Regions from separate parts of the Homo sapiens genome. Here all the other regions are linked to region 1. A link is a loop called in an ENCODE intact Hi-C map of the cell type or tissue named here. Cell type or tissue: PC-9. All regions are shown on one strand. Each heading gives the region's core, and the rest is flanking DNA. Links, peaks and the distances in the headings are about the cores only. Region 1 overlaps LOC105375199 (a long non-coding RNA gene). Region 2 overlaps SKAP2 (src kinase associated phosphoprotein 2). Region 3 overlaps SNX10 (sorting nexin 10).

Evidence for each region. A loop is a pair of places that touch in the nucleus more often than their neighbours do. Peaks named below come from ENCODE experiments on the same cell type or tissue, not always from the same donor. Only the 100,000 strongest peaks of a DNase experiment are listed, where the experiment ranks them.
Region 2: it touches region 1 in a loop (6-fold over the local background); 36 of 110 quality-filtered maps call a loop at or near these places.
Region 3: it touches region 1 in a loop (9-fold over the local background); 101 of 110 quality-filtered maps call a loop at or near these places.

The regions. Positions count from the first base shown.
Region 1 is chr7:26,086,439-26,096,971 of GRCh38, forward strand. All of the region lies in intron 1 of LOC105375199 (a long non-coding RNA gene), which reads right to left. Among named protein-coding and RNA genes, the nearest start is that of NFE2L3, 60 kb to the right of the region's middle. In PC-9, for the core only: CTCF peaks have their summits at 4,648, 4,848, 5,658 and 5,858; DNase peaks (open chromatin) are centred at 4,693 and 5,743; H3K27ac peaks cover 526 bases.
Region 2 is chr7:26,658,472-26,669,004 of GRCh38, forward strand. SKAP2 (src kinase associated phosphoprotein 2) reads right to left here. Exons shown (of 13, transcript NM_003930.5): 13 at 8,597-10,533. Among named protein-coding and RNA genes, the nearest start is that of LINC02860, 26 kb to the left of the region's middle. In PC-9, for the core only: CTCF peaks have their summits at 9,215 and 9,415; a DNase peak (open chromatin) is centred at 9,230.
Region 3 is chr7:26,359,611-26,370,143 of GRCh38, forward strand. It overlaps SNX10 (sorting nexin 10), which reads left to right. Exons shown (of 7, transcript NM_013322.3): 3 at 1,365-1,451; 4 at 4,925-5,025; 5 at 5,437-5,535. Among named protein-coding and RNA genes, the nearest start is that of LINC02981, 34 kb to the right of the region's middle. In PC-9, for the core only: CTCF peaks have their summits at 5,695 (motif pointing left) and 5,907; a DNase peak (open chromatin) is centred at 5,681.

The DNA.
Region 1 (10,533 bases), core at 3,694-6,193:
GATGAAATAGAAAATGTCAAAGCACAAACATATGATGGATATATTTGTTCACTGGGCATATATATTTATTTATTGAGGCGGAGTCTCGCTGTCACCCAGGCTGGAGTGCAGTGGTGTGATTTCAGCTCACTGCAACCTCTGCCTTGGGTTCAAGCAATTCTCCTACCTCAGCCTCCTGAGTAGTTGGGATTACAGGCATGTGCCACCATACCCAGCTAATTTTTTTGTATTTTTAGTAGAGATGGGGTTTCATCATGTTGGCCAAACTGGTCTCAAACTCCTGACCTCAAGTGATCCGCCTGCCTCGGCCTCCCAAAGTGCTGGGATTACAAGCGTGAGCCACCGTGCCTGGCCACTGGGCATATTTATGTGTGTGTGTGTGTGTGTGTGTGTGTGTGTGTGTGTGTGTGTGTGTGTATCTGTATATAGCTCAAGTCTCAGAGTAAAATGGAATTCTTAAACTAAGTCATGGTCCAGAAAGTTTTAAATCTGCTGCTCTAGAATATGTTACTCCCCAGAATATAGCAATCTAGTCCTGAAAAATCCAAGCGACTAGATCATGCCCAGGTTTGCAAATCACATATTCAAGGGAAACTGAACTTCATTCAGGAAGCCACACATGACGAAGGCTGACAATTGAAGGGAAAGGAGCCATTGGCGACTGAGGCCACTGAGGGAGTGCATGGGAACACCAGGCTTCAGGACTGAGCAACTGGGAGCAGGCACTGGCAACCCAGGCTAGACAAGCCAGAGCTAAATGGCATCTGCTGCCTCTTTCTGTGAAGCTGCTGTTCTGAGCCAACAGTCAATGGGGCCTCATCTAGCTCACGGGCAGCTGTAGTTGATTTGAGTTTGACACAGGTGGGCCAGCCTCTCCGGGCCTCCGACTTCAGTATGCTGGATACTTCACCTGGATACTTGTCAAACATCTGGGTTCCTGGTCCTGGCTCCAGAAATTCTGACTCAGTTGGGAAGGGGAGAGAAGGAGATGGTAGAGTTCACAACCAACCCACACTTGGAAATCACTGGAAAAAAACAAAGCATTCCATTTCCCTGATGGCAACTAGGGCAGTTTCCATCTCTCAGCAAGTATGTATTAGGCAAGCATATGGGACTAGGAGTGTGCTAGGCGCTGCCAGGAATGTTTTGGATTTTTTAAAAATATATCTTAGGGCCTTCTGTTAAGGAGCATATAAGTGAGCTGTGTGATATGCTTGCATGTGTGTAATTTAATTACGAAAGGGCAGGAAAATAGGGAAATAAAAGGGGGAGATGACAAATAGATAAAGGTACACACGTCCCTTTTTCTCTCATAACGTTTGGGGAGCAAAATCATGTTCTCTTCTATTCATCTAAAATAACAAAAAGGGTAGTGATGTGAATGAGGCCAGGGAGTTCCTCAGAGGCCCTTCCTTAAACAGAAGGTGATTAACTAATAGTCACAGAACAAGCATGTGGAGTGCAGGTCCAGACAAGCAGATCCCATATCCAGGCCTGCTGGGAACAAGAACAGAGAGAGGACCCATCTCTGCCTGGCTAATGTGTGACTTAAAGCATCGTTAGTTCTTTTGACAAATATTAAGATGGAGAACTGAACTTCAGCGCTCATTATGCAGCAGAGATTAAAGCCCAGATGTGGTCAATTATGTGCTCAAGGCCACACAGATGGAGCCAAGACTTGAACTTAAAGCCCCTTTGATGACCATATTTGACCTACACTGTTTTTTCAAGATATGAATAGCTAGCTGGCCACATATACAAAAATAAACAAAGCTAAGACCAGCACCTACAGTACAGTATTACCTGGAACATGGTAGGCACTCAATAAATATTTGTCAGATGAATTAATGTGCCATTTAAAAGATACACAATATTGGGTCAGACGGCTGTGAAAGCCTTCGTCCAGCACCTGATGGCTTCCCCACAAACATGCCTAATAATCAAACAAGCTGCACTGATCCCTTTTTTATGTTCCCAGAACAATAATAATAGCTAACACTGTTAAACACTTACTAGGGGCCAGACACTTGCTTTACACATGTTGACTTAATCTTTATAACAATCCTATGAAACAGGAACTATGATCATCACCATTTCACAGAAGAGGAAACTGAGGCACAGAGAGGTTAAAGCAGCACAGAGCCTTACTTCACAATGCTTATAAGAAAAATTCTAGGACAATTAAATTCTAACTGATGGGTGCAGCATGGGATTTATTATCCAAATAGGAATTTGGTTGTATTAAAGCAATAGGAATTAGCCTGTGGGAAAAATCATCCTAGGCTGTAGAATTAGAGAAAAGGTCACAGTGGAGGTGGGATTTAAGCTACTTCTGAAGATAGAGGCCAGACTGAAGGATAAGGGAAACGGCATAAACAAAGGCCTGGGGCCAAAATATAGAAGGTGTGCCCAGAGACCTTCTGCCTGGAATGGAAACTGTGCCTCAGGGATTAGCAAGACGTAAATTTGGATACTGTGGGGTAGAGTCGGAGTACAGAGGACTTAGACACAGGCTAGGGAGCTTGGTTGGTTGTTTAAGAAGCCTGTCTGGTTTCTTGACTAGGAAATAGCCCAACAAGAAGTGAACTTAAGGGGCATTAGCTTGGCCAACAGCCTGTAAGAACAGTGGGAGAGGGCAGCGGCTTGAAGGCCTGGAGACCAATATGGCAGAGGCTGCATTAATCCAGGCCTGGAGACAACAGAAATGGAGAAAAGACACAGCTGTGAGAATATGTTATTAAAAATTCAGTAGCCATGCTGAGTACCTCCTCTGGGCCAGGCCAGTTGGGGCTATGAGCTCACTAGTTGGGGCTATGAGGTAAGTGTACCTACAAGGTAACCTCGAGACCAAGCCTGTGAGCTTACCTCGCTGCATCCTCACCGCAAACCTGGGAGAAGGGGTGTTATTGTCCCCATCCTAAAGAAAAGAAAACCAAGGCCCCAACTTCACCCACCTATGCTTCCAATGACATAAACAGGCTCTGGCAATGCATTGGATGCCTCAATTTCTTATCAAGAATAGCTCCTTTTTGCTTCTTCAAAGCCATTTGAGGTCAGGGAGGTAGTTGGAGGTTGATATGGTTTGGCTGTGTCCCCACCCAAATCTCAACTTGAATTGTTTCTCCCAGAATTCCCACGTGTTGTGGGAGGGACCCAGGGGGAAGTAACTGAATCATGGGGGCTGGTCTTTCCTGTGCTGTTCTTGTGATAGTGAGTAAGTCTCATGAGATCTGATGGGTTTATCAGGGTTTCCGCTTTGGCTTCTTCCTCATTTTTCTCTTGCTGCCACCACGTAAAAAGTGACTTTCACCTCCACCACGATTCTGAGGCCTCCCCAGCCATGTGGAACTATAAGCACAATTAAACCTCTTTTTATTCCCAGTTTCAGGTGTGCCTTTATCAGCAGCGCAAAAACGAACTGATATAGAGGTGATGAATTCTGTTTGGTGTTTATTGTGTCTGAGCTAACAGAAGGACACGCTGGTTCAGGGAGTTGAGAATCCTAGCCAGCATTCTCACAGCATCATCTCTGAGATTAGAGGAGCCTGCCCAACTGAGAGATAGTGACTGTGGCTAGGAAGGCTCTGTGAGAAGGGAAGAAACTGGCCCTTATCGACCATCCTTGACCTTTGCATCTCAAATCTCATTTAATCCATATAAAATGGGTATTGCTTAGGCCCTTTGAAAGCTAACATGCTGGGCCGGGCACGGTGGCTCACGCCTGTAATCCCAGCACTTTGGGAGGCCGAGGCAGATCAGTTACCTGAGGTCAGGAGTTTGAGACCAGCCTGACCAACATGGCAAAACCCTGTCTCTACTGAAAATACAAAAATTAGCTGGGTGTTCCCCGTCTCTACTAAAAATACAAAAATTAGCCGGGCGTGGTGGCGCGCGCCTGTAGTCCCAGCTACACGGGAGGCTGAGGCAGGAGAATGGCGTGAACCCGAGAGGCGGAGCTTGCAGTGAGTCGAGATCGCACCACTGCACTCCAGCCTGGGCGACAGAGCGAAACTCCATCTCAAAAAAAAAAAAAAAAAAAATTAGCTGGGTGTTGTGGTGGGTGCCTGTAATCCCAGCTACTCGAGAGGCTGAGGCAGGAGAATCAGTTGAACCCGGGAGGCAGAGGTTGCAGTGAGCCGAGATTGTACCATTGCACTGCAGCCTGGGTGACAAAGCGAGACTCCATCTCAAGAAAAAAAAAAAATAACATGCTGAGCATTAAGTAGCTAGCCCACAGAGAAACTGGGCTAGACCCCAGCCAGACACTTCCTACCCGAGAAGCCATACACAGCAGGGTGCGGTTTGGCTCGTCTAGGAATAAGTGAGCCCTTCTCACGGAACTGCTCTTGAGTTGAGGGCCCTTTTGCCACAAGCTGTGGGTTGAAAGGTGTAGGCAAAAGTTCACCTTTTAATCCACAGCTTGGTGATCCTTTTCTGAAAGAATTCTGGCTCTTCAATGCAGGTATAGTCAAGAAAAGAAAGTAGTCAAGAAAAGTCTTACCAAAGCAACATAGCTTAGTAAATTGCATATGTACATTTTCTTCTCTTTTATGAACATTCTTATTCCATGATTAGACAACAGCTCTTTAAAAATCGAGACAGCAAAAACGGTGACAGATTTGTCCCTGTCTTGCAAATACGACCCTTTCAGGGGTCTTTGTAAGTTGTGGAAAAGTAAGTCTGCCAATCCACCAGCAGATGTCTCTGTTTTGCCTAAATGAATAGGGCTCCCTCTGTTCTCAGCCACTCCATTTCAGATCCAATTAAACAAAACCCTTTCTCCGATTGTCCCCAGAGATCCCAACATGCTTAAAAGCAAAGAATTTTCTTCCTCCTTAATTTTTAAAATGGAGAAATGTAATGGAATAGTTTCTCATTCTCCTAAAAATCAGCATTCAAGTCTCATATACCCATTTCTTGTAAATCTTATAAAACCAAGCTTATACTGGTAGTTGCCAGGGGCTGGAGGAAGAAAGGAATGGAGAGTTATTATTTAATGGATACGGAGTTTCCGTTTTATAAGATGAAAAGAGTAGAGATTGATGGTGGTGACAGTTGCACAATATTATAAATGTATTTACTACCACTAACCGTACACTAGAAATGGATAAGATGGTAAATTTTACGTTTGTGTATTTTATCACAATAAAAAAAAATTGAGGGAGAAAAAAGCCAACCTTATACCAAAGAATATATTACCCTCAACTTTAGTCCTTACTGTAAATTCCACTCATGAATTGGCAAAATTAGCTTAAGGAAAGTAGATTTCGATAAAAGTTTAAATTCTGTGCTCTCAAAGTAAAAGTTTATTAGTGGACCACCTTTTGTGAATAAATAAGTCCATCTTGAGTGGAGATGGAACATCTCCTTTTGGAAGATTTTGTGATAGAAGAGATGCTGAAAAAGAATTTAACCTCGTGATGGAAGTCATTTTTCATTTAAAGTATCTCTACCGTGTATGATCCAGAGGCTCTGTTACTTTCTTCCTGTTATGCCTTTTCCCCTCAATAACTCTAAATTTAAAAATTAAGTAGAAAATACTAATTAATATTTGCTGAGTTTTTTTCTCCCTAAGCAAATTAGAGCCCCGTTTTCAGTCAATCCATGTGACCCTTGAGAAATGCCTCCCCTGTGTCAAAGCATGCCTGGTCCTGTAGGAACCCTTTTCAGCCAGCAGGACCCTCAGGAGACAGGGAAACCTTCTTGTCTAGAACCTCCAAACAGGAAGTGCCAAAAACTAAAACCTTGCCCGAGGCAAAGTGTTCTTGTCAAGATTCAGGTTTCTATGGCCACACCTTTTTACATCCTGACCACTAAGCCAAACTCATCGATTTCTATTTCACACTCAAAAACACACGTACACATGAAAAGGAGCACTTTAGGAATAGACTGACCCTAAGAGAAATAAAACCTCAAGAACTTCCAGTAAATTTATTCAGAAGATCTCAATATTGCACTTAAAATTCTATTTCAGTTCAACGAATCAACTTACATTGAAAAATGCATTTTCAAATGGAGGGCACATTAGGGATCTCAGCCCAAACATAGCTTGGGTGTTTTTCCAGCTGAATGTTGGCCTGACTCTCATACTAACCTCTCCTGTGTATGAGAGAGAGCATCAGCCTTGATGCAGCATTGATCCAATTCTCCTGTGCTAAGCATGTCTCGATTTCACGTAATCACTGTATATCACTTTCCTTTGTATTCAGGGTAGAAGCTGCCATCGGTGTTATTTCCTTGCATAACCCCCTGTTCTAGCTCGAACTGTACTAATGAGTGACCAGAATTTACTGCCACGTTGGACAACAGGGCCAGCTATGCTTTAAATGTTTCTTTTCACCGAAATAACCAGAACGTGTCAATCAGCTAATATTATGCCACCAGTGGCATCTCATTAAAACCTCTTTTTTATTTTTAGCTAGATTCTGTCAGGTGAACACCATCCAACTATTCAAATGTTGCTCCCCTTACAGAAGCTTTCAGAGGAATTTGGAGCTGAAGTTGCCAGCAACAGAGAGGGCCACAGCTAACGCGATAGAGCTGCTCACAGTGTTAGACCAGGCCTATGAAAACTTTGCACCGCAGATCCTCCCCAGGTGTAATCTAGGTGGGAGAAAGGCCTTCTAGCTCTGTAGTTGTCCTATCAAAAAACAAAAGTTTCTCCATGGAAAGCTCCACTTGTGGCCAAAGAGAAGAGGAATTGGAGACCTGGCAGGGAGGAGCTGTCAGAGCCCAGGGGGAGAGTGTGAAGCCATGGTCCTGGTGGCCAGACAGGCCTGCTTAGAGCCTGGCTCTGTCACCTGTTACTATGTGGCCTTCAACAAGTCACTTAAACTCTTAGATCTCAGTTTCTTCATTTATCAAATGGCAAAAACAAAATCCATCATGCTGGTATAATGGGGATACTTTTCTACAAATAGTAAATGCATGCATTTTTTACTAAATATCTTGTATATATATGTGTATACAAATTATAAACTAACTATAGATTTTCACAGCAAACATACCCAGATTAAGAAACAATGTAACCAGCACCTCATTCCCTCCTAAGAGTAACACATCCTGACACTTAACAAGATAGACTAGTTTTGCCTCATTTTGAACTTGATCTAAATGGAATCTTACAGTATGTACTCCTTGTGTCTGGCTTTTTTTATCCAGCATGATATTTTCTCTAAGAAATATCCGTGTTGTTGTGAGAAGCAATAGATTATTCCTACTCATTGTTATACAATATTCCATTGTATGTCTTTTAAAAAATATATACCATTGTATATGTATATATATATACATTCCATTGTATGTTTTTTTAAAAATATATACCATGGTATATGTATATATATTCCATTGTATGTTTTTTTAAAAGTCTATTTAAACAATATTCCCTTCAGTCTACTTCCTCCAAGGCCAAGTACTGTGTTTTTTTGTTTTGTTGTGTGTATGTGTGGGTGTGTTGTTTGTTTGTTTGTTTTTGGAGTCTTGCTCTGTCGCCCAGGCTGGAGTGCAGTGGCACGATCTCGGGTCACTGCCACCTCTGCTTCCCAGGTTCAAGCCACTGCATTCCAGCCTGGGAGACAGAGTGACACTCCATCTCAAAAAAAAAAAAGGTAGATATTACTATGAGAGTTATTACCTTACCATCATCATTGTTACGACTACAATAACTCAGATAACCCAAAGCAGCTCTGTTCTCTTGGGCATATTAGGAGAGCACCTCCCAACATATTCTTAGGAGGATCTGTAGTTGCTTCCCCTAAAGGAGCAATTAAAGATGGCTGTGCTGATCCTACAGTTCTCCCCAGACCCCCTCTTCACCATTCCCCTGTCCTTCTCTGCCTTTCCTCCTCCACCTTTCTTTACCCATTCCCCCCAACTCCTCGCCTCAAAGCATCTTGGCTGTTTTCTTCTGGGAAATGTGGTAGTCTACAGCGAGACCACCTCAATTAAAGAAGAAACCAGAGGGCCTCCAAGAAAGGGGAGCCAAATGAAACGCTCTTTCCAAAAGCATGTATGTCTGTATGATCACAGCGGCTTCCAAAACACCCAAAACTGAAGAAAAAGTGATGCTTAAATTATGTTTGAGCGTTGATGATACCTGAAACTCAGAAAATCTTTAATCTTCCACAGCAAAAAATGAGCTTACTATGTATACTTGCTTAAAGTCCTCGCATATGTAGACTGATTATCCAACCTCCCTCTCGTTTCCATCATTGAGTATCATGAATTTGTATTTGAATTCCTTCTCTTTGTCTAAACTTTGAAGGTCACCATGTTTCTATTCCCCGTCCCATATCACCACCAACTTTTGCTGGATGCAGTATTGTTCACATCAGTAGATCTAAAATATTATCTATTATTATAACCCTCTTAAAGACACCTATACTCCTGTGCCCAGGGTTGCTGAGTATTCAGGATTCTCCATTACAATCTTAATCTTGACTTTCTCTTTCATCGTTCCTATAAATTAACTTATAATTTTTCACACTAGGTGTCCCAATTTGGGGTTCTGAAAATATGGTCTATGTGTCTTTCTATTCTCATTTCAAAAGAGGCCAGAGCAATTTTTCAATATCTTACATACAAAGAGAAAAGGAATGTTTAGGGAAAGATTTCCAGGACCTCATAACAGTTCCCCACTGTTCTCTAAGATGGTTGTTAAAAAGCTCACTTTGTGAACCCAGGTGGCCAGAAAATCAAATCAAGAAACTAGAGTATTGTATTCGCCAAGCTGTTACACTAGAGCAGACTGAGCAACTTGGCTCAGCAGGCCATGGGCATCATTCCTCCTTGGTGGCTCCTCTGGAAGTCGTGGACTCTTGCTCCACCTCGCTTTTCTTCTCCATCAAATGGGACTAACGAGGACATTGTGAAACATAATTGCTGTTTATGGAGAGCCTCGGCATCTGAGATGAAAGGCATTTGAACCAGGTAAAGCTTGTTCAAGATGAGTTAATGCTTTGATTAGTGGAGTTCAAGGAAGAAAAGTATACCCCATGTCATCTGAGAATGATCCTGCTGGCTGGGAGAAGCAAGGTTTCACTTTACAGAGGACTTGTGGGGATTTTTTTGTTCTCTTTTAAATGGTGTTCACAATGCTGGAATTTCTTTCCATGCTTGACGTTAGAGGAAATCCTCGAACATGAAGGAAAATCTAACTCATTAGAACCTGGCGACATTCAAATCATTTTTTCCATATAGCCAAGCACATAGTAAGTGCTCAGTAAAGATTTATTCCATGGCCCAATAAATTATTTGCTCAAATCTGGCCCAATGTCCAGAAACAGGTCCAAAGATTGACATAGCTGGGCGCGCTGGCCACACCTGTAATCCCAGCATTTTGGGAAGCCCAGGCGGGCAGATCATGAGGTCAAGAGATCGAGACAATCCTGGCCAACATGGTGAAACCCCGTCTCTACCAAAAATACAAAAATTAGCTGGGCCTGATGGTGTGCGCCTGTAGTCCCAGCTACTCGGGAGGCTGAGGCAGGAGAATTGCTTGAACCCAGGAGGCAGAGGTTCTAGTGAGCCGAAATCACATCGCTGCACTCCAGCCTGGGTGACAGAGCAAGACTGCATCTCAAAAAAAAAAAAAAAAGAAAGAAAAAGATTGACATAACACTTTCATATCAAAAAAAGATGAAGAATCCAATGAAACACATGACATGATGATTTTGAGTTATGAAAAATATTCATGCTCCATTAAGAATCATATAGAAAGCCACTCACATATTTCCACAGGCTATGCATGCAAACAACAGCAAACTGACACACAGTTCAAGTTATTTGCAGTATTGCGTCCATAGAGAGAGAAACTCTAAAGTTCTGTGACAGATTTTTAAACAAAACATCAGAACTTACACATCCTCATTAGTACAAACCTCAGGAGGCTACATCTTTATTCCAACAATGATATCATTGTTCAACGCATTTTAAAATTCCTCTTTAGAAACACTACACAGAGCCAGCGGCCTGTTCTTTTTAATATCTGCTGTAGTGGCAAATCTTCATATTTGGAGGGTAAATTTGATTCTTGTAGATAACAAAAGGGCATTAGGAATTGGTTGGTGATTGAGAATCCTAGATTATAAACCAAAAGGGAAATGTGATTGCCATGTAATAAGAATTTATTTTCTTACATGGCTTTTTACACTGGCTCTAAAAGCAAATCCAGAGAAATAGTTCCAGAAATGATTTTTGAGGGTTGATTTAGTAAATCTATCCACTCCACAGAAGGGACAAAACAAGCAAGAAGAACGCATCATAAGCATCATTACATCTAACATCTGTACATTAGGGTCTGCATTTACAATGTATCTAGCATAATAGTGCCTCATTTACGTTCGCATCTGCCCCCACCTTGGCCTGACCCATGGTTCAAATAACCTCAAAGGTATCTACAAAATACAATACTGAGGGCCGGGCATGGTGGCTCACACCTGTAATCCCAGCATTTTGGGAAACCAGCCTGGCCAACATGGTGAAACTCCCTCTCTACTAAAAATACAAAAATTAGCCAGGCATGGTGGTGCACAC
Region 2 (10,533 bases), core at 8,034-10,533, 580 kb after region 1:
GCAGTTTTTCCTGAACAGCCAGTATCAGATCAAATGGAGCATTTTTCAGATTTTTTTTTTAATGAACAAATACCTCACTGTCATCTGATTGTTTACTTAAAACTGACATGTTTACTGAGGATGGTGAAAACACATTTATCCTACTGAATTTCACTTCGTTTTCTTTGTTTGGCTTCTACAGAGGTGCACTGTCACCAACACAGGCATCACAATTTTTAAGATCCTTGAAGAGAATAGGTAATGCAAATGCATAGAGCAACCATATTAAATAGTCATTAGGAAACAACAGCTAGCAAGAAAGTGGTTAACTATTTTCCCCAGCTCAGATGCTGTTCAAAGCAATGAATACCCACCCCCCACCCCCCCACCAACTCCAAGTAGGAACAGATGATCAGCACCACGTGCTGAAGCCACAGGGATGCCCGTGGATTTCCAAGTGCTTTGTAGAATACAAATGAATTATCCTCATTCTTCTCCTAGCAGAGCATATAGGCCAGACCTCATTAGAATTCAATATCACTCTGCTTTTCTAATGTTAATGTACCAGTTATATAAGAAATACGTGTGTTGGTGGGGCGGGGGCTTATTCCACAATTATGTTCGACGTGATATCATAATTCTGAAAACTGGACATAATCTTTATTAAAGGAAATTATTGCATTTTGCCGTTTTATCTTTTGCTTCTAATGTAACTTAAATTCCCATTCTAATAGTGGATTATAAGGGCCTTAATTCTTTGTGTCTCTCTTAAAGCTGCAGTGACTACAATACTACTGGCTTTATGGCTTTTTAAAAAATGCCGTGACTAAAGATCAGATTGTGAGGGCTCCATGTCCATCTCACTGTGAAAGGAACACAGCACATTACATTAATAAACAACTGTAGGAGTTTTCTTCATCCAGGAATAACTCAGGGCATTAAGGCTTGAGGTCTTTTGTCTAGAGTGCAGCAAGAGGTGTAATGAAAACAAAAACACCAACACATAAAAATACAATTTATGCCCTTTTATCAAGTGAAGAAAAAGTTGGTTAACGTTTGAAAAGGGAGCAGTAATGTAAATTTATTGACAATTTTATTGTAATAATGAGATGTTTACACAGTCTGGACATTGTGGCTAAATCACTTCTAGCATGTTTATTTGCAGGGAGCTGTTTTCTGGGCAATGCGGCAGGTTCATTAAGAAGACATACAGTATTAGGATTCAAAGAAACAACCAGCTCCCATTCTCCCCTTCCCAGTTATATGTGTGTGTGTATAGTTTTAAATATATATATACTTATAAATAATGAAGTAAAATACAGAATTCCCTTCATAAGAAAAACAACTTCCCCTGTGGCCCCAAAATAGCTTGAAAATAAATGTCGTATTGGTATCTTAATACATAGCATTAGAAAGACAACCTTTAATCACTATAACTAGCTTTTAATACCTAATGTGTAAATGGTAATCTGTTTTTGACTAAGAATAAATTATGGCAGAGTTTAGGGCGGCTCTTGCTTTACCCTTTTCTTCAAAAAACAAAAAAACCCATGGTAATTGTTTTAGATGAGATGCTTCTCTTCTCAACATTTTTTTAAGAGAAAAAACTCATTCAGAGAGAAATATTTCTCTTAAGCAGCCTCAAACCAGATTAATGGATTAAAATGGCACACTTGAATAATGTGACTAAATTTATCTCTATGTGGCTCTTTCATTTTTTGTGTGTTTCTATACTAATCTTTAATATGCTGCTCTGATATGGTTTTCATGTTTCCAAACTGAGCTAAAATGAAAATGACAGATTTTCAGTTATGCAAAAATAGCAATGAAGTGTCAGTAGAAATACATTGTGAACAACATAATTTTTAGGAAAGATGTGAAATGAGAATAATCTTCTAGCATGAAACGGGTCCAATAACAAAATATTCAGGCAATTATATCAATTTTTAAAATTTCAAAACTGTTTAAAAATTAAGGCACTAAATGCTAAGCTACAATATGTTTCCAGCCTCAGTATACATCCATTAAAATTAAGTAGTATCAATACAGAGTATTTATTGCTATAGATCATAGCTTTAGGAGAAGCAAAGGATGGTATACTTATAGCTTGAAATTCTCTACTATAATCACTTAGGAAAAGTTTAGAAAACAGACTTATCTTTAATCACAGTTGCCACAATTTAGTATAGTCCCATTGTTTTCCTTTATCAAAGAGTATGTAATGATAATAATATAAACACATTATAAAAGTAATAGTTTCCCAGCTTAAACTGGTAAGGTTAAGATGGTAAGAGAAACTTTGATTTTAGAAACCAGTGGTAACAGGTACACAATGTGTCTATTTTTTAAGCTGATAGAATTGATTAATGGTTCAAAATAATCAAGGAATCACATCACAAAGCACCGTTTTAAAGAGAAGTGCTAAGAATTAACTCTATACTACCATGACATCATCCGATGTTACCAGAATTATGTACTACATCACGCTATAGATTACAATTGCTAGACTAGAAAATGGAATCTTCAGCGACTCTGCATAACAAATATACTTAATAATCTTAAATAAACTCAAACTTACTTTGATATCTTCTAAGTAATTCACATGAAAAATGAATTTTTAAAAAATCAGTTCATGAAAGCCATTATTATTTGAAGGAATATGCTCAATTTTTTAGATAATTTAAATTATTTAAGAGTCCTTTGCATCTTTTATTAGCTTTGCCTAAAGTTATAACATTAAAGCATTAAGGTTACATGTAACGAGGTTCTGGTTTGCCCTCATTTCTAGCCCCATATTTTCACAAACTACAAACCAAGATTAGTGCTATATTACAAGGCTAATTAGAGAAAATAAAATTGTGTCACTCCTAGATATGCATCTGATGTTTTTTAACTAGAAAGTGTGTATTCACACACAAACATTCATAGATAGACATCTGGAAGAAACAGTTCATAAAAGGATTAGACAATGGGCAAAGGAAGTCAGCACAAAAATTTTCCTTAGAATGTCAGTTTAAAAAAATATTACAACATATACCTAAAGACTATTATTAGCAGATTGGTGGTTTTAAATATCATGAGAAAAGTTTATTTAGAAACTTTATAGACAGAAGTAACATCTCTGTGATTAAAATCACCATTAACAGAAATTGACCATAGCTTGGAAGTCAATGACTTGATCAAAAAATGCATTGAAAATTAAAGGAGAATCAAATCTCAAACTCCTCTAGGATTATTTGCATCAATTTCTGTTATAAATAATAATACCAAGGGCTCACTAAAATTATTTCAAGTAGTATTACAGCCAATGCTGAGTATCAACATTTTTTTCCCTTGCTAGATTTCGGTGTGAAGGAGAAATTATTTGATCATTGTTTCATTTCAGTTCTCATATCTTTAAATGCAGGAAAGCCATGTTTGACGCTATTGTTGATTTTTCAAGTCACTTCTAAACATAATCTCACTTGAGCCTAACCACAATCCTGACAGGGCAGAGAGAACAGGCACCACTGGTATTCCGCAGGGAAGGAAACTTATTCTAGGGCACAAGGCACTAGAGAGTGAAACTAGAATTTTGGTTGACTCCAATTCCAGTGTTCTTACTACTACTCACTTTCAGCTGAATACTGCTGGTACAACTCTGTCTCCAACTGAAGGAAAAGAGTCCTTACTCCTAAAGGGGTAGGGTCACTCTCAGCTTCCAGAGTTATGTTACCATAACTGGTAGCAACTCTGTAAAAGACGTTCACATTATTCATATACACAGCTCTTTGCTTCCCCTCACACTTAATTCAGGAGCTACAAGCATTTTGGAATTTTTTTAAAAATATTTTCATCTGAAACAATACTGAAACCCTTGCGTTTCCCTCCCCGTTTATTTTTAAAAATACATACATAAGGAAAGATTCCCAGTTTGTTTCCCAGATAATCCCTAAGGTTCAGATATCACAAAATCAGAGAACCTTTTATGTCTTAGGACACTGCTAGTGGCTTAACCTGCTAAGAACTGTACCAAGGTAAGGTTATGTGGGGCTGTCCTTATCCTTCCCTGTGTTTATGCCCTATCTTATTCAGACTATGAATCTACTTGGGAAAGACTATGTCAAATTCTATGTTTGAAATACCCCTTGCACAGGATGGCACTTAAATGTAATTTATTCAAAATGGAATCATTTAATTAGATAGGAAGAAAAATAGCAAGCCCTGAGACGATAATAAAGAATAAAGCAAATATGCTGACCAACTGAAGCAAAGCAACAGAGAGATAATAACACACATTCACAAGATTGCTACATTTCAGGTTTTTCAATTCAGGATGCTTATAACAGGATAAACACACAGTTACACAACTTGTTTTTCTGCTGGGTTCCCAGAAAGCAGAGGGCACACTTGACGTTGTGAACTATGTAGAGCGATAAGAATTGTAACATCTCATGCCTCATATGACTCCAGCTCCTTGGAATAGCCTGAGGAGGAGGAGGAAAGTGGCGCAAGGAGATGAAAGCAGGGAGCAACAGAGACTCTACGGACCACAAGCGCTTGACCTGGGAATTAGGAATTAGTAGGGTATCCTAGATGGGACAGGTTATTTTACACCACTGAGATCTACTTGGGCAGCTGGAGATCAGGGTAATGCAGTCATTCACTCCTTGTCCTTCAGAAGCATGATGTTCTGAATAGTAGGCATGGAAACATTTCAAAGAACTCTACAGAATCAAATACCCTTTGAAAATAGAACTTTGGTACACCCCTTTCTCTTGGGCTATAAGACAGTCAGTACTATAGGGTGTATTTTAGACTATGAGAGGGCTCAATTTTACCACCTCTCTGGTTAAATTCCAGAGCCATAATAGTGAATGTTAGTCCTTACTTATCTCTTAATCTTTTCACTCTCCCCAACCCTCAGCCTCCAATCACTGAAGTACAAAATTATTTAAAAAGGACTTGTTCAAAAAACACAACAGAAGTCTTTATGAGGTCCAGTACAAGGCACTGCTTGGGTGTCCACGGAATAAGACCTTGTACGTACTTATGTATCAGATATTCCAATAAAAATTCTTCTTAAACAAATTCATATCTCAACAAGCAAAAGTCAGGTCAGACATTGCCATCACTCAGTTACAAAATTATACATGTTTTACAATGAAGTTTACTGATGGTACAGTTTGTTAACAATCCTTTATGTGTTTAAACCAATCAATTAAAACCCATCTCCTAAAAAACAACTATTTGAGACAGAAGCAGCTGGATTTGCAGTCCTCTTCAAGGCTCCCCTGGCTGGTCCCTTTACTGGGCTTCACATTGGAGGAGGTGGGAAGGATGGGAAAAGGTCCTTAGAAAAGGGTCAGTTTGGCTTGGTGTCCTCTCTGGACTCTGCTGCTTTGATTGACTTCCTATTTTCATCTGGACTGGAACGTCAAGTGTTCCTGCATAAAAGTTTCGTCTCCATTGCGGATCAGCTGCTTTGGATCTGATATGATAACCATGGTATGCTTTCCTGACTAGTGAGCCAAATTCAGCTATCCAATTGTCAATTATTGGATGATTCTTTTCACATGCTTCAGATTATTTTCTAGAAATGGTGACCTCATCAGTGGTCAACAAGCATTTGTTGTGTGCCTATTATATGCAAAGAATCCAAATAAGCATTTGGTTTTAATTCATCACAGTACTGCGCAGCAGAACAGTGTTCAATTCAGGGCAAGGAGGCTGGTGTGAGGCTTGGTTAGGTAACTCACTACCCTAAGGCTTTGGGGACAAATTATTCAGCCTGTTTCCTAATCGGGAAAATGGTAATGAATAACAGAACTTACTTCATAGGGTTGTTATAAGAATTGAATGAAAAGTGCACAGCATGACAAATAGTAAACACTCAGTAAATGTTAGCTATTACTATTACTAGTCTGACTTAAACTGTTATCATCACATTTGATGTGATAAAGAACACAAGGTTTTCTAAATAGACTCCCATGGGAGCTGGGAGGGGAGGGTAGTAGATGAGAATCTGCTTATTTGTTGGAATTTTCTCCTCCACGAAAGCAGCTGTCTTTAACCAGCATACACTAGTGTCATTAATTTTCTCCTTTGAGAGTACCTGTGTGACACTTTCCTCAAACAAGAAGTAAATTGCAGTTCAAGCTACAAAATGGCACCTGCTTTTACTCTAGCAGGAGTGATATTTTTATATTAGAAAGTTGAGGCCAATAAACAGAAAACAGACAAGGGCTGTGCTATATTGCCTCTCCGAGTAATGGATAACAAAAAAGAAAACTGAAAAGAAAAAAAAAAAAAAAAAAGAGGAGAGAAACCTAGGGAAACACCTTCCAAAGTTCCAGCATTAAGAAAGGTACTTAAGAGATGGGCTTTGGGAGCAGTTTCTATATTCACGCCTTTGCACATAGTCAAGTGTTTTGGCTTGCTCAACTTCCAGCCCCTCTCTCAACACTGAAGACCTAAACTGAGCAGTGGTATGACTAAGGCGACTTTCTGCATTTACAGTTCCTTTCATTTTGGGGACTCAAAGCACTCAAGTTAACATAATCATACAACTTTAAATAAACAGGGAGTAAAAGTTAACAAAAAGGACAAAAGCTAAATTATGATTAGATTTGGCAGCAACTGTGAAACTTCCCACTTACTTGCACAAATTTTTGATCTGCCCAAGGCGACAGCTAGAATGCTTTCAAGATCAGATGCAGGAAAGGCTTCTCTGATATTACGCAAGTGGAATGCAGGGCAGCAGTGATTTGAGATGTTTCACTGGAAAGTGAAAGTAGATCACTTGCCCCAAGCTGCCCGAGGAGGCACCTGTGCCTCTTATTTGAGGTCACAACACTGAACACAAGGGAAGAAAGGAAGGAAACATCTAAGGACAATGTACCACAACTCAACTTTCTTATTATTCACAATCTCACTCAATTCTGTTATAACAATAAAATCCAATCTACTTGTTGATAGTATTATGGGATATACTAACTGTATAAAGGCATTTTCTCTACCAGGTTTACTAGTCAAGCTCTTTTCTTCTTAAATCTCATGTCTTGAGATATTGTGGGGTGCCAAATCAGTTAATTAACAAATATTTACTGGATCCACACCATATAATGTGTACCATGCTGGCAATAAATAATATGTTTGTGTATAAGTAATGGTAGAACAGATTCTACTAGCAGAAACAAGAAAAAGCCCCTCAAACATAGCATTAATGAAATGTCATTCCATGCTACTGTGATCATATGATTTTTAAAGTATTTATCTCATCATAAAATAGTATGCTATCAGAGGTTCTAACAGATATTCTGGAAGAACTCAACTATAAAGCAGTAGGCGTATAATAAACTGGCTAAAGCTGAGATGTCTAGAAATCTCTTGTTCCCAATCCAGAGTATAAACTGTTGTGCATTTGAGTATATATTAAACTTGTATAATAATATTTTAACAATGTAGTACTTATTGTTTCTCTGTATTTTTGAATACTAAGTATATTACTATAAATAAGATCATATTCATCAAATGTTTTTATTTTATATATATATACAGTGTACACACACACACACACACACAAAGTATTCTTTCAACCTTTGAGTGAAGCTGTGTTTTCCATGGCTTGATCATGTTTTGATCTCCACTCTTCACCACCTCTTTCTTTACCATGTGGATTGCTTTCAATAGTCATGAACCTACTGAACTCAAGAGAAGCAAAAGTGATCTCTATATGGTGTGTGTCTATAACTCCAACAAATGAAATACAAATGACTGATTTATCTGAAATTTAGAACTTTAAAAATTCTCACAATGCTTCACTCAGTCTCACTGATGAAGTTCAAGCTCTTAAACAACATGTATATTAGGGTTAATTTTCTTCTAATGGCTGAACTGCAAATCTGAATTCATAATATCTAACTCAGTTCTATTTTAAATTATGACCCTGGATAGTACCAGTCTATGAATAAGTAGCAAGTAGTAGAGTGCAGAAATTACATGAAATTATATAAAAAGTAGAAATCATAAGAACTAAGAGTGAGCCTTTGTACACATTTAAGAAACAGTTGAATGGATGCCCTACTCTTTGTGCAAGGCTATATTCAAAGTGGTTGTGTAATGATAGCAAAAAGTGAAACAAAACAAAACATGAAACAAAAACGAAACCCCATATATATGGATTTCACCTACACATGGTTGAAAAGTGATTTCTTTTTCCCATGGTCCTATAATACTTTATGTAATTATCTGTAATTAAATTAGCACACAGTAAAAATAATCAGCTTCCAATAAAATAAAGTATTCAAAACAATTGCTGGACTAAATGACATTCTTTTTCTATGAAAGAAAGTGTCATATGCAGCAAAGTGGCAAAAATAGAACGGAGTGAGCTGTGTTAAGTGTAAATCCTAAAGCAATGAAAGTCATTTGTATTATCCTTACTTCTTTGAATAAATTCAGATGACAGCCCTATTTCATTTCTTCATTCAGTTTGGCGGCCAGATGGCATTAGAATCATTTACTTCACCTTGTTGTGCTTAATTACTACAATCAACACACTATTTTCCAAATTAATCATAACAAAGTAATTTCATTAGTAACACAGCAGGCTGTTGAATTATTAGCATCATAACAGTTTGCAAACAATTAAACTTTATTTGAACCTTAAAAATTTGCAGAGTGGAACATTATTGTAAGATCTAATGGCAATAGAGTACAAATTCAGTACAGAGCAAATAATCAAGCAAAATGCTATATAAAATATGACTTACAATCACCTTTGAAAAAAATTAGCTCTCTAACTGTTCACAGAAAAACAAATAAAAGCTAAGCAAACATAATGAGACCATAGCAATTAGCATATTTTCTAACAAGCCATGTTGTTTAAATTTATATTAATGATATTATTATGATCTTGAAGAGTATGTGATATATTGTCAAGGGTGTAAAGAAAACTCTCCCTGGTTTGTATACAAATGATTTCATCAAATGAATATAAAGCAGTCATGAATTGAAAGTAATGATTATTTGTCCTGTCACTCCAGTTTTAAGTCTTTTCTTTCCTTTCTTATGTCTCCCACCTATATTCAAGTTTTAAAAGAACAAAGGCCGGTGGAGATCTGAACAGAAATAACACCTTATTTCTGTATTGTCACTGTTCACGAGACTATCTGGCTTGGAACTGTTGGTCATCAGTTGGCAAAGGACTCCCTCTCCTGGATTAACTGTAAAAGGAGGCAGAAATCTAGATGCTTTCCATCATGGGCGAGTTTGTGCCATGGGGGAAGGGTTTCAAGAGGTTTTGTCTGCAATGAAAAGCTGCTGCCATCTACTGGCCTAGGACTAAAAACTTCTTTTCAACCCAAAGCACAAACCCAAATCCACAAAGGCTACATTGTCATGGGAAACAACGGCTTTTGCTTTTCAGCTGCTCAAGTTTTGAAAACCAGTCCACTAAAGTCGTCTTTGGTTGTCTAACTTTTGCCAAGATAATTTCAGTCTATTTCAATGGCACTATATGAGGAAAAGGTAAGAACTGCACAAATGTAACTTCTGAAAACTTTAACTTCACAATGTCTCTCTATATAAACTTGTTTACTCACAATCCCTAAAATCAAATTTCTTTTTTTTTTTCACATTTGAGATTGGATGATCATGATATTGAGGGGGTAATGGTAAAGCAGACCCTCTCAAACACTGCTTATAAACAGTTTTACACAAATAATGGAGATTTTAAAATATTACCAGCTCAGATACATGTTTAGAATCTTTATAAAGCAAAGATATTGAAAAGTTCCATAAAGATAATACCTGATAGGTAATGATTCAATATTAGGAGTTTATGTGTAGTCCAAATAATTATCTAACCAGCAATGCATTTTGACATATGTTAAGGCTACATTGGTATCTCATAGGTATTTTAAACACCTCTGATTTCAAATATACATGAAAAGGTAATTATATGATTCTACAAATCTTGCTCAGGCAGCACAGAGTATAACTCAAATGTCAGGCTAACACTACCTTTCTACTCACCTGTTGGTACATGCTACCACTGGGATTTCTACACTCTCCTCTGCAAACCCTTCCTTTCTTTTCAGTGCTCTGAGAAGTATATAGAAAAGCCTCAAATCTGCTGTTCTGCAGTGGGATGTAAATAGTATAGCAATAAGGCAAGATAAGAGAGTGCTTGGTTATGCCTTTTTACTTTGAGAATACACTGAGATTCTGTTTTTTTTTTTTTTTTTTTCTGAGATGGAGTCTCACTCTGTCGCCCAGGCTGGAGTGCAGTGGCGCGATCTTGGCTCACTGCAACCTCTGCCTACCTTGTTCAAGCAATTCTCGTGCCTTGGCCTCCCAAGTAGCTGGGACTGCAGGTGAACATTACCACACTTGGCTAATTTTTAGTAGAGACAGGGTTTCACCATGTTGGCCTGGCTGGGAGATTCTTTATACCATTTTGTTAGTGGTAGGGTGGTATTTCTTAGGAATTTTTTGTTTCATTAAATTTAAACAAAAGTACAGTAGAAAATGTTGCCAGGCCCATCATCGCACCAGGATATTTGTACGGTA
Region 3 (10,533 bases), core at 4,332-6,831, 270 kb after region 1:
CAAATTTTTAAACTAAACCTATTTAGTAAAGAGCACCTGTTAAAAAGTATTGTTTTAATTTTTTTTTTTTTTGAGACGGAGACTTGCTCTGTCGCCAGGCTGGAGTGCAGTGATGCGATCTCGGCTCACTGCAACCACCGCTTCCTGAGTTAAAGCGATTCTCCTGCCTCACAAGTAGCTGGGACTACAGGCACACGCCACCACGCCCAGCTGATTTTTGTAGTTTTAGTAGAGACAGTGTTTCACCATGTTGGCCAGGATGGGCTCAATCTCTTGACCTTGTGATCTGCCCGCCTCGGCCTCCCAAAGTGCTGGGATTACAGGCGTAAGCCACTGCGCCCGGCCTATTGTTTTAAATTTTGCCCCATGTTTTCTATTCTTATTATCTTTATAAAAGAACAAAATTATCTACTGTATATGATTTTTAATATCCCTAACTTCTATGTATAACACAAAGGTATTATGAAGATGAAATGATTTAATGTAGGGGAAATGTATTTTAAAAATAGAAAAGTATTATGTAAAAGAAGGTGTTCCTCTTTCTATTAATAAGTTATTATCGCTTATTCTCATGTGGCTGGGATGCATGCACAAAGTCAACTTCAACCCTCTTTGCTTACTTTTCCCATGAGCTTTGGTGTCCTTTCTTTTTCTTCTTTTGATACAGGGTCTCGCTCTTTTGCCCAGGCTGGAGTGCAGTGGCACAATCAAGGCTCACTGTAGCCTTGACCTCCTGGGCTCAAGTGATCCACCCTCCTCAGCCTCCTGAGTAGCTGGGACTACAGGCATGCACCACACTGCGCCTGGCTAATTTTGTATTTTTTGTAGAGATGGGGTTTCACCATGTTGCCTAGGCTGGTCTCAAACTCCTGGGCTCAAGAGATCCTTCCAAAGTGCTGGGATTACAGGTGTGAGCCACCCTGCTTGGCCTGGTGCCTTTCTTATTTGTGTCCTAGGAAGCACCTTACCCAGAAGGGCCCATTGTTTCAGTTTAGAGAGATGAAGAAAGTAAGAAATGATCACTTTTTAAATTTGAAAAAAACCTGAACCAATTATTTAAGATTAAAAATTAAAAATCAGTTTTACAGTATACTTTGTCTTCAGATAACCAGTAAAACTATCCAGAAGTGCTCCCACCTCAGTGTTGCATTATTTTAAAAATTCCATTATGTGGCAAAAGTGTGTTCTAGATTTGCTCGTGGTGCCTGATTCATTAACTTTACTTCTTGTTTTTTAAAGGATTACAAGTACCACATTGGTTAAAGCTCATTTCAGTTTTGTTTTAGTGCAGTCGTTTTGTTCAGTTCTTTCCAGTCCTACTTGCAGTTCTGAAGAATATTTCTTTGTTTATGATGCCATTACAGGAATTTGTAAGTGTCTGGGTTCGAGATCCTAGGATTCAGAAGGAGGACTTCTGGCATTCTTACATTGACTATGAGATATGTATTCATGTAAGTATGTAGTCAGTAGAAATAGTAATTTTGAGGGACTTTTATGGGATACATTTTATGGGATAAAGTTGACACTTGTAAAAGTTTTTCTCATTCAAATAACTGAATTTGAATGATTACAACTAATGCTTTTATCTTACATGAACTAGTAAGATGGTTCCTAAAGTTGAAAAATTACTTATTTGAATCCCTTATTGTTCCTTTGTTAATATTAACATTTTAATGTTTATTGCCTTCACATGTGAAGATGTGCACGCATCTAAAATGCATGGGTAAAGAGTACTTATAGCTCATTAATGGCATTTCTTATGATCTGCTATAGCATATTTCTGGATAATATAATGCCTGATAACCTTCAAGTTTGAGAGGATATAGAGTTCTTTGGAAAAGAGATGTGTGGTGTTTTATATATAGAATCAGAAGGTGGGAAATGGATATGTGCAATTATTGTGATTAATTTATCTAGAATCTGAGTAATTAATGTAACGAGTAAGCAACTAGAAATGATGTGCCTTGCGTGGATGCTACTGTATCACAATCTCTTGAAAATGTTGTGTGGTGTGTGGCCTTCTGTGACCATCTTAAACAAGGGTAAGCAAACTTCTCTGTAAAGGTAGTAAATATCTTCAGTTTGTGGGCCATACAGTTTCTGTCGAGACTACTCATTTCTGCTGTTGCAGGTGAAAAGCAGCCACAGACAGTGCATAAATGAATGAGCATAATTGTATTCCAATAAAACTTTATGTGCAAAGACAGGTGTCAGACCAGATTTGGCCCTCAGGCTGTAGTTTATTGGCCCCGATTTTGAGGATAATACTCTTTGCATCTAAACCAGATGCATATCAGATGCAAACTAAATTAGTTCAACTGGGGAGCATAGCAATTGACCCAGATTGTATCCGTGACTTCATAGCACAAGTGAAGTAAAATTTAGCCATTATTTAATCTTCCCATTGTAAATAGCTAACTTGGTATATTGGACACCCAAACACCAGCTGTAGAACTTTTCTTTTTTTAAATTCTCCTTTCTTCTCTTTTTTCTTTGAAGTTTCCCCAACTTTGAAAATAAAAGAAAAACTCAGAACTGCTTTTTTGATTGTGTTGTAAAGCCATTCCAGGATATGCCATGTATTTTGATTCTGTTTTGGTTTTACTTATAAGCTCACACTAGAGTTGCATTCTGTGTGGAAAATTATGACTATATAAGAATAAGCATTTGAAGTAAAATGAAATAGTTTTAGTTGCCTTCTAACTTTCTGTAAAAAAATTGTGCGTCCTTATCACACACTTCATGATAGGCATGAAATTTAATTATTCCCAGGAATTAATGAAAGTATAGATTCTGCTCTGCTCTATAAATAGCCTGATGTAAATTCAGAAATCTCCATCTGGAGCCAGAAATGATGGGTTCCACAAATACTATTTGATGGTGTCCTGGCACTTTTCTGAAATGCTAATAAATTGACAATGGATAAGCCTTGGCTTGGTGGACAGCAAAAACAAGCAAATAGATTTATTAGAGGAACTTAATCAGTTAGTGATCTCAGTATCCTCTAATCTTGAAGAGACTTCCACCTGTCATACAATTAAAAGTGGATGGCAGAGCTAGGGAGTTCTGGTTGGCTTCTCTTAGTTGTTAACCCATAGAGCTTTGGAGGTAGAGAAGCTGGTCTTTAACTTGTTTAAATTAACCTCAAGGGAGATGATGTCACACAACTCTGGGATCTTAACATTTACTTGGAATTTTAAATTAGTAGACCCTAGAGCTGGGTAGCCATCATAAATACTCCCCTGAACCTGCCCTGCAAATGAAGGACTTATGGATCGACCTTAGTCTGGTGTAGGTACCAGGTGGATTTTTAGTTATTGACAACCATGGTGGTTGTGAGCAGAGAAATTAAAGGGAATTTAAATGGACCCAGCCTGTGTGTGAGATGTCAGGAATCCCTGTGGTGGTCTGGGATTCTTTAGGGAGAGGGTACCGGGAAGATAACCTGCTCAAGCCTTGTTAGGGGACTAGTTCTGGTATAACATGGTCTGCAAACCTAGTCCCCAAGGAGCACAGTAGAGTGAGGCCCTGGTGTGTTATAAGTCCACCCACAGGATGTTATTTGCCACAAACTCCTTCCAGCGGGTTTTGCTGCCATATCGTTAAAGATAATGGGATTTAGACCAGTGGCTACCTTGGGGATAAGCCTTTTAACCTGTCTACATTCTGAAGTTTTCTGAACTTTACAAAGCATAAGCATACCAGGAACCATGTCATATATTTCATGAGAACAGTTTGAGAGCTAATGCACATAATTACTTAGATTTCCCAAGGAAAACAATCGCTGGGCATATTAAGTGATAGAATAATAATTTTTGAAATAGTACTGATCTTGGGGGTAAAGAATTGTTTCTCATTTAGATTAGAAAATCGGATTTTGAAATACAGAGACTAGAGATACTCATATTTTCAAAAATCAGGAGAAACAAATATTTTGGTAGTCGCTTGTTTTACTCAAAGGAGAATATTTACTCTCGTCTTATGTTTACTCAAAGGAGAATATTTACTCTCGTCTTATGTTTACGCAAAGGAGAATATTTACTCTCGTCTTATGTTTACCCAAAGGAGAAGCATTGTGGCTGAGCTTAGCATGGGGACACCATCGGTGGCTTTTTCCAAGTCTGCCTTAGGATAGCTGGAAGGAAACCAACACTTAGTAACTAACAGTATTATTAATAGATAACATTGGTCAAGTGCTTATTATCAATCCTCACAACCACCCTGTGAATTAGATATATACTAGTTCATCCCATTTTAGTACTGAGGAAACTGAAGTTTGAGTGACTTGCCCTGTAGCAGAACCAGGACTGGAATTCCGGTCGGCCTGTCCTCTATGCCAGATGTTTATCCCCACGTACCACGGTCATTCTCTGGCTCGGACGGACACGCTCCCTCTCACATACAGTAGAGAAGGGAATGCTGTTCTCTAGGATTTCTGGTGATTTGTATGATCTGCAGGGTGGCCATGTCAAGGAGATGAAGATTTCTGCAATGTCTCATAAAGGGTCATGAGGAGGTGTCTCTAAGCCCCAAAGTTTCCTCCAGCTTACGTGGATGGTGGTAAAATGCAACGGATGAACCTGAGCTCCTACCTGTCATTTATATGTTAGGATTTATTTTTTATGATTTATTCTTGAAAGCAGTGCTCATAGGTGAGTAGGAGGCTCCTTCAGGATGCAGGGAGTGGCCAGGTCATACCTCACCCTGGGGCAACACTGCTTATTTCCATCATCCTGGCTGTCTTCAGGGCTGTTATGTTCCTGGGTTATGTGCAAGATTTCAGAGTACTGGCATAAATATAAATATATGTTTGGTGGTTTAAATCCTATTTAGAGTGAATGTTGAGATCATATTGTGAATTATAGATACAAGAAATGCATTTTTTTCCTCAGGTAAGACTCATTTTTCTACTTTCTCTGTACAGACTAATAGCATGTGTTTTACAATGAAAACATCCTGTGTACGAAGAAGATATAGAGAATTCGTGTGGCTGAGGCAGAGACTCCAAAGTAATGCGTTGCTGGTGTAAGTGATTTAGAGTATACTGTGGAGACTTTGTCATTATATTCAGTATTTAAAATTGACGTTCATTAAGATATATAAGATATGAAGGATTTTTATAGGCTTTTGCCTTGATTACAATATGTAGCTTTAGTTTCTTAGCTACTGCATCTGAATTTAAAATTTATCACTTAAATTTCACCAACTTTGATGGGTATAGGCCATGAAAGGCCTCAGAAATGTTTAAAGATGGGTTTTTCTTTAAGCTGACTTCCTGATACCCTTATTATATAACTATATAATGTATAATCATAATTATAGAATAACTGTGTGATAATAATCATCATACATAATTTGCCTTCACTTTGAGGGATTTCTGTAACAGAAGCACCTTGAGTTAATCATTTAAAAACATTGTTTTTTCTTTCTCCTAAGACAACTGCCAGAACTTCCATCTAAAAACCTGTTTTTCAACATGAACAATCGCCAGCACGTGGATCAGCGTCGCCAGGGTCTGGAAGATTTCCTCAGAAAGTGAGTGTCCAGAAACTTTTGTGGCCAGACAAGGGGTGTGAGCAAGTGCTTTACAAGAGCTGCATGGTGGTGTGGGGAAGAGTGTTCCTGTTTCTGAAATGCAAATAATCTGCACTAGAGCAAAACCCAGTGGCCCATTTCCTATATTAGAGCACCATCTTGTGGCTCACATCATCTCGTACATATTTGGGACCAAGTCTTCTAGAAAGAAAACAATGAACAAATTGAATTAAATATCTGGTCCTTTAAGCTGTCAAGCAGATCTAAATTACCTGGGCGTTTAGCTGACAAAAGTAAAAATTTGCCAGGAAACAAATATGCCTAATCATCAAAAGGCACTTCTTAAAAACTGTCTTTCTTTACAATGCTTAGAATTTACAGACCAAAATCAGCTCAGTAACGGGCTGCTAATATCCTTCTGGGTTCCTCTAATAGTTTAACGCTGATCTTTGAAGGGAATGTTTATAAAGGAGTATTTGGTGGCGTGTGAACAGTCTCAGTGAGTTATTAACTCTGGATTACTCTGTGATGGTGGGTATTGCCGTTAAAGCTGCCTGAGTTCACACTACCAGTGATTTCCCTCCCCCAATCCACTCTCTGGAATGCTGGAATACCCAGAATGCTAGAGGCCATATAGCACGCTGATTTACACCTAGACTCCGAGGCCAGGCTACCTGAGTTCAGATCCTCGCTCTGCCACTTACTAGCTGGGGGCTTGGGCAGATCATTTACCTCCTCTGCCTGTGTCTTCCCATCTATAAAATGGGGTAATCATAGTACCTACCTCATAGGGTTGTTGAGAAGATTAGACAAGTTAGTGACTGTAAAGCACTCATGACAGTGTCTGGCATGCAGTGTGTGCTATCTTCATGTTGGCTGTTATTATCTTAATGCACTTAGACATGAGACAGCTTTTGCTTTCCTAATTTCCAATTTTGTAGATAAGGAAATAGGCTGAGTCATATGACTACTAGTTACTGACAGGACCCAGTCTCCTGAACTGTTTCTTTTTCTAGTAGTTTCAGGATCTGAAGTCATCTCCTTTGGGGTTCACTAAATAGGACCTTAGAGCTAGCCTGAAATAAATATACTGCCTCCTCCCCATTTGGCTCTCTCATAAAGGGTTTGGATATTAAGTATGCACATTAATATTAATATTTATTTCTATTAGATTGACTTAGTGCCTTTTCTTTGAAGGTGTCCTAGAGGCATACAGAAAGATCCAAGATTATAAATTGAGGGAGAGTGGGCCAATGAAGAGAAGCCAGAGGAATAAACATGGCAAGAGACCAGAAGAACTGATTAGCAGAGCCAAGTCCTCCGAAAACATTTCATTGTATTTTTGGGGGGTATCACAGGCATGGCAGGACAGAGACCTGGCCAAGTTTTTCCTGCCCTTTCCCCTAGAGGAGGCCTCTGATTTTAATTGTTGTCTCTATGAGGCCCAGGTGGCTGATGGCCTCTCCCTTGAGATGTGGTCCCTGCCACACAATTCTACAGAATTGCCTGTCACTCTAGTGTAGGACATGTTGTCCTCGGGGAGCTGTGGCATCTTGTCTTCTGTAGGGAAGTCTTATTTCAGGTCAGAAGGCAGCACGTACCTCTGAATTATATTGCTGGTTAAGTGCAGGGTATGTGTTTTTGACCAGGAATTACTTCGTTGTTTTGAACACAACCTTTCTATCCACAGTTGATCTACCCAAATGAATGACCCTGTGAGTGTCATTCAGCCATAGTGGGGTTATGCTTGTGCCAGGTTATTTTTGCATAGTGCATGGTTTGACTGTTTGCTGGTTGTGTTTGATGCAGATGTCATAGTAGAAAGTGTCCTGGTTCAGGAACTCAAGGAGCCGGGTTCTAGGTCTCCCATAATCATGGTTCCTGGTTTTTTTTCTAGCTGCATGTGAGCCTTGGAACAGTCACTTCATTCCTTTTAAGCCTTTGTTTGCTATAGAGTGGGATAATAGTACCCACACATAGCCAACCTCACTGGGTGGTTGTGTCCTACAGATGAAAAGGACTTGAAAAAAACTCTAAAAACCATGCAGCGATCCTTCATTCAATAGATGTTTATTAAGTGAATGCTTTGGGCCAGGCTGCGTGCCACGGACATAGGACTGCACAGAATGAACAAGTCCTTGTCCTGACACTTCCTTCTAGGGGGAGCACTGTGTACACATCCAGGGCTACGGCTAGATTCATTAACACTGAATCTGGATTGTCATCCGATTGGATTGTCAAATCATGGAATTGGCAGGGGGTTCTCTTGTGATATCATTTGTTCCCCTGTGGTATGTGAACATTTGTCTACAAGTTAATATTTCACTTTAAAAATGAAAGCTGGTGCTTCCACACAGCCTAAACCTGAAGGAAGTGAGGAGTCAAATACCACAGGGCTGGCTTCAGGCCTGAACTGAGCTCTGCGGCCCCTGCTGACCCTCCCCAGCCTCCCTTCTGTGTCCCTCAGATCTGTGCTTGCCCGGGTTGTGTAAGGTAGTACCCTCCATGTCTTTGCCCCTGGTGCCCCCTCCCCTCACCCAACCAGGGTCCACTCTAGGGAACTGGATGTGATGTGTACCTTGGCACTGTGTCTTGGCCCCAGTTTGACATCCTCTGAGCCCCCACTGGTTACCTGTTAAGTAGGGCCAGCCATCAATAGCCTGTACCTTGTTTGTAGAGGAATTTTAGGAACCACAGCATTAAAACATGGAAACATGCTTGTATTGTAGGTTTTTCGCATGCATTTTTAAAGCCTGGTTTTCATGTGAGTTTTGAAGTTATGAACCAGAAGCACTAAATATGTTCAAACCTTTTGAAACCACAATGTCTTTGTATATGTGTATATATACCTATTTTTCTTTAAGGTCATTTGTGAAATGATACATATGTAATAAGAAAGTACTGATCTTTGTAGAGGAATTGGAAAATTGTTTCTTTGACTAGGTGCCAAATAAGAATAATTTCTACCATTTATCGAACACTTTCTACGTGTTTGGCATTTTACATGTTTTAGTCTCAGTACTAAAAATCTTAGGAGTTGGGTATTATCTCAGTTTTATAGATAAAGAAATTATAGGAAAGATGGACATACTATATGAATCCCAGAACCTGGCAAATTTAAAATTAGCAGTACTCTTAAATGCTGGCTAAATTTGGTATGATTGTGAGATTTTTCAAATATATTCATTTTTCTTCAGTCTTAACTATAATCTCCCTTTTGTATTCTTGCCCCTGAGTAATTATAAACTTAAAGTCCCTTCTAATAGTTATGAAAAGAAAGTTATAGGCTAAAAAATATAAACTCAGTAAGTCTCTAACTATGAAAAATGGAATTCCTACTAATTTTTAGGTTTGAATGGGATTTTCAATTTAGGTTTGAATAGATTTGTTCATGACTGGGAGCCGCTTCCCTTCTTTACTGAATTCATCCCATTAATACAACTACATTTACCCTACAGTTTAGACTTTAGTATCATGGTTTTGTATTTCTTCAAATATTAAGGAATATTAAAGATTTTTTACAAAAGGCTAGTGTTGAACCATGACAGCTAGTTTTACACACACACGATTTTTATGTCTTTGTGTTCAATAGAGGGCACCACAGCATAGATCATGAATGTCTTCAATGAAGATTTGTAGGTTTTATTTTTTCTTATAGTAAGAGCTAAACAGGCTGAGTTAATTTTTTTTTTCTACATCAAACTGCTAACCTTCCATGTACTATGCAGTTATGTATATATATCATTGTATTGGGTTCAGCAGACCCAGGACATCCTTAGTTAGGATGAAATGATTTTGCATAGCTATATATTCTCAGCTAAACCAGCATATAATACATCTAATAAAATCATGTTGAGGAAAACTGTGCTTTTCAACTGTGTCCAGTTTAGGGAAAAAAAACAGATTTTGCTTTGTTTAGTCTAAAACTGTTATGGGGAAAGGAATAACTTCTGATTTGCACTATAAATATCTTTCTAGAAATTCTTTTAAAATCCTAGAGGCTATTTTTTATTCCTTTTATAAAGGTTTGAAAATCATATACTTTTTAAATGGAGGTTTCTACAAATGACATTTTATTGACTGTTTTACAAAGTACTCTTTATATTAGGTTTGAAATTGATTTTGGGCTATTAGATTTGTTTGTGGAAAATATGGCACAAACATGACTAAGGAAAAAATAGTATTTAATATTATGATGGTGGCAGTCACAGCCCTCTCTGATAGTAAGCCAAATAGTACTCAAAATAAATTAATTATGCTCACCTAACCAGATGGGAAAACACTCTCAAAAATTTTCATTTTAAATTTCAGAATGAACTATCTGACTAAAATAAGCATATAAATACATTTAAAAATTATTTTTGCTTATTTAAAACTCATGGAGTATGGTGGCATGAATTTAGCCAGAGAAACAGAGGAGATTCCAAAAACCAAAACTGTACCTAGCCGACTCACTGGTTTGAACTCTAGGCCTGGGGGAGTGTTCAGATGTCCCCTCCCCAGCCACATCTTTCTGGCTCTTTGGAATTGTGAGCTGGGTGAGCCTGGCTCCTTCTCTTTTCATCTGTGTGTCCTCCAGATGGCAGTATTGAGCAGAAAAAGAAAACGCTGGGAAATAATGAGTCTAATGTACAGTAAAATTGGAAATTGAATTATAGCTCAAGAAAAAGGACAGTAGCCTTGAGGTCCCGATCAACCTGGACTCTGATCACTTTTGTTTGCTGTACCCATGTGTTAAGTTACTAGCAAGTTAATAACAACACGTGAGCAGTTCAAGGCTCAGTAGAATTGCTTCAGACATGAAATAAAGCTAAAATGAATTTGTGTCCAATATCATTGGCATTAGTGCTCATTACTGTTGTGGTGTAATGCCTCAAACCATCTAAAATCAATTTTAAAGATTACCCATTATTTTATAAAGAAAATAAAACACATTTCCAACAGAAACAAAGCCACGAGTACAATCCCATGAACAGTTCCTTGTACTTATGGCAGGCA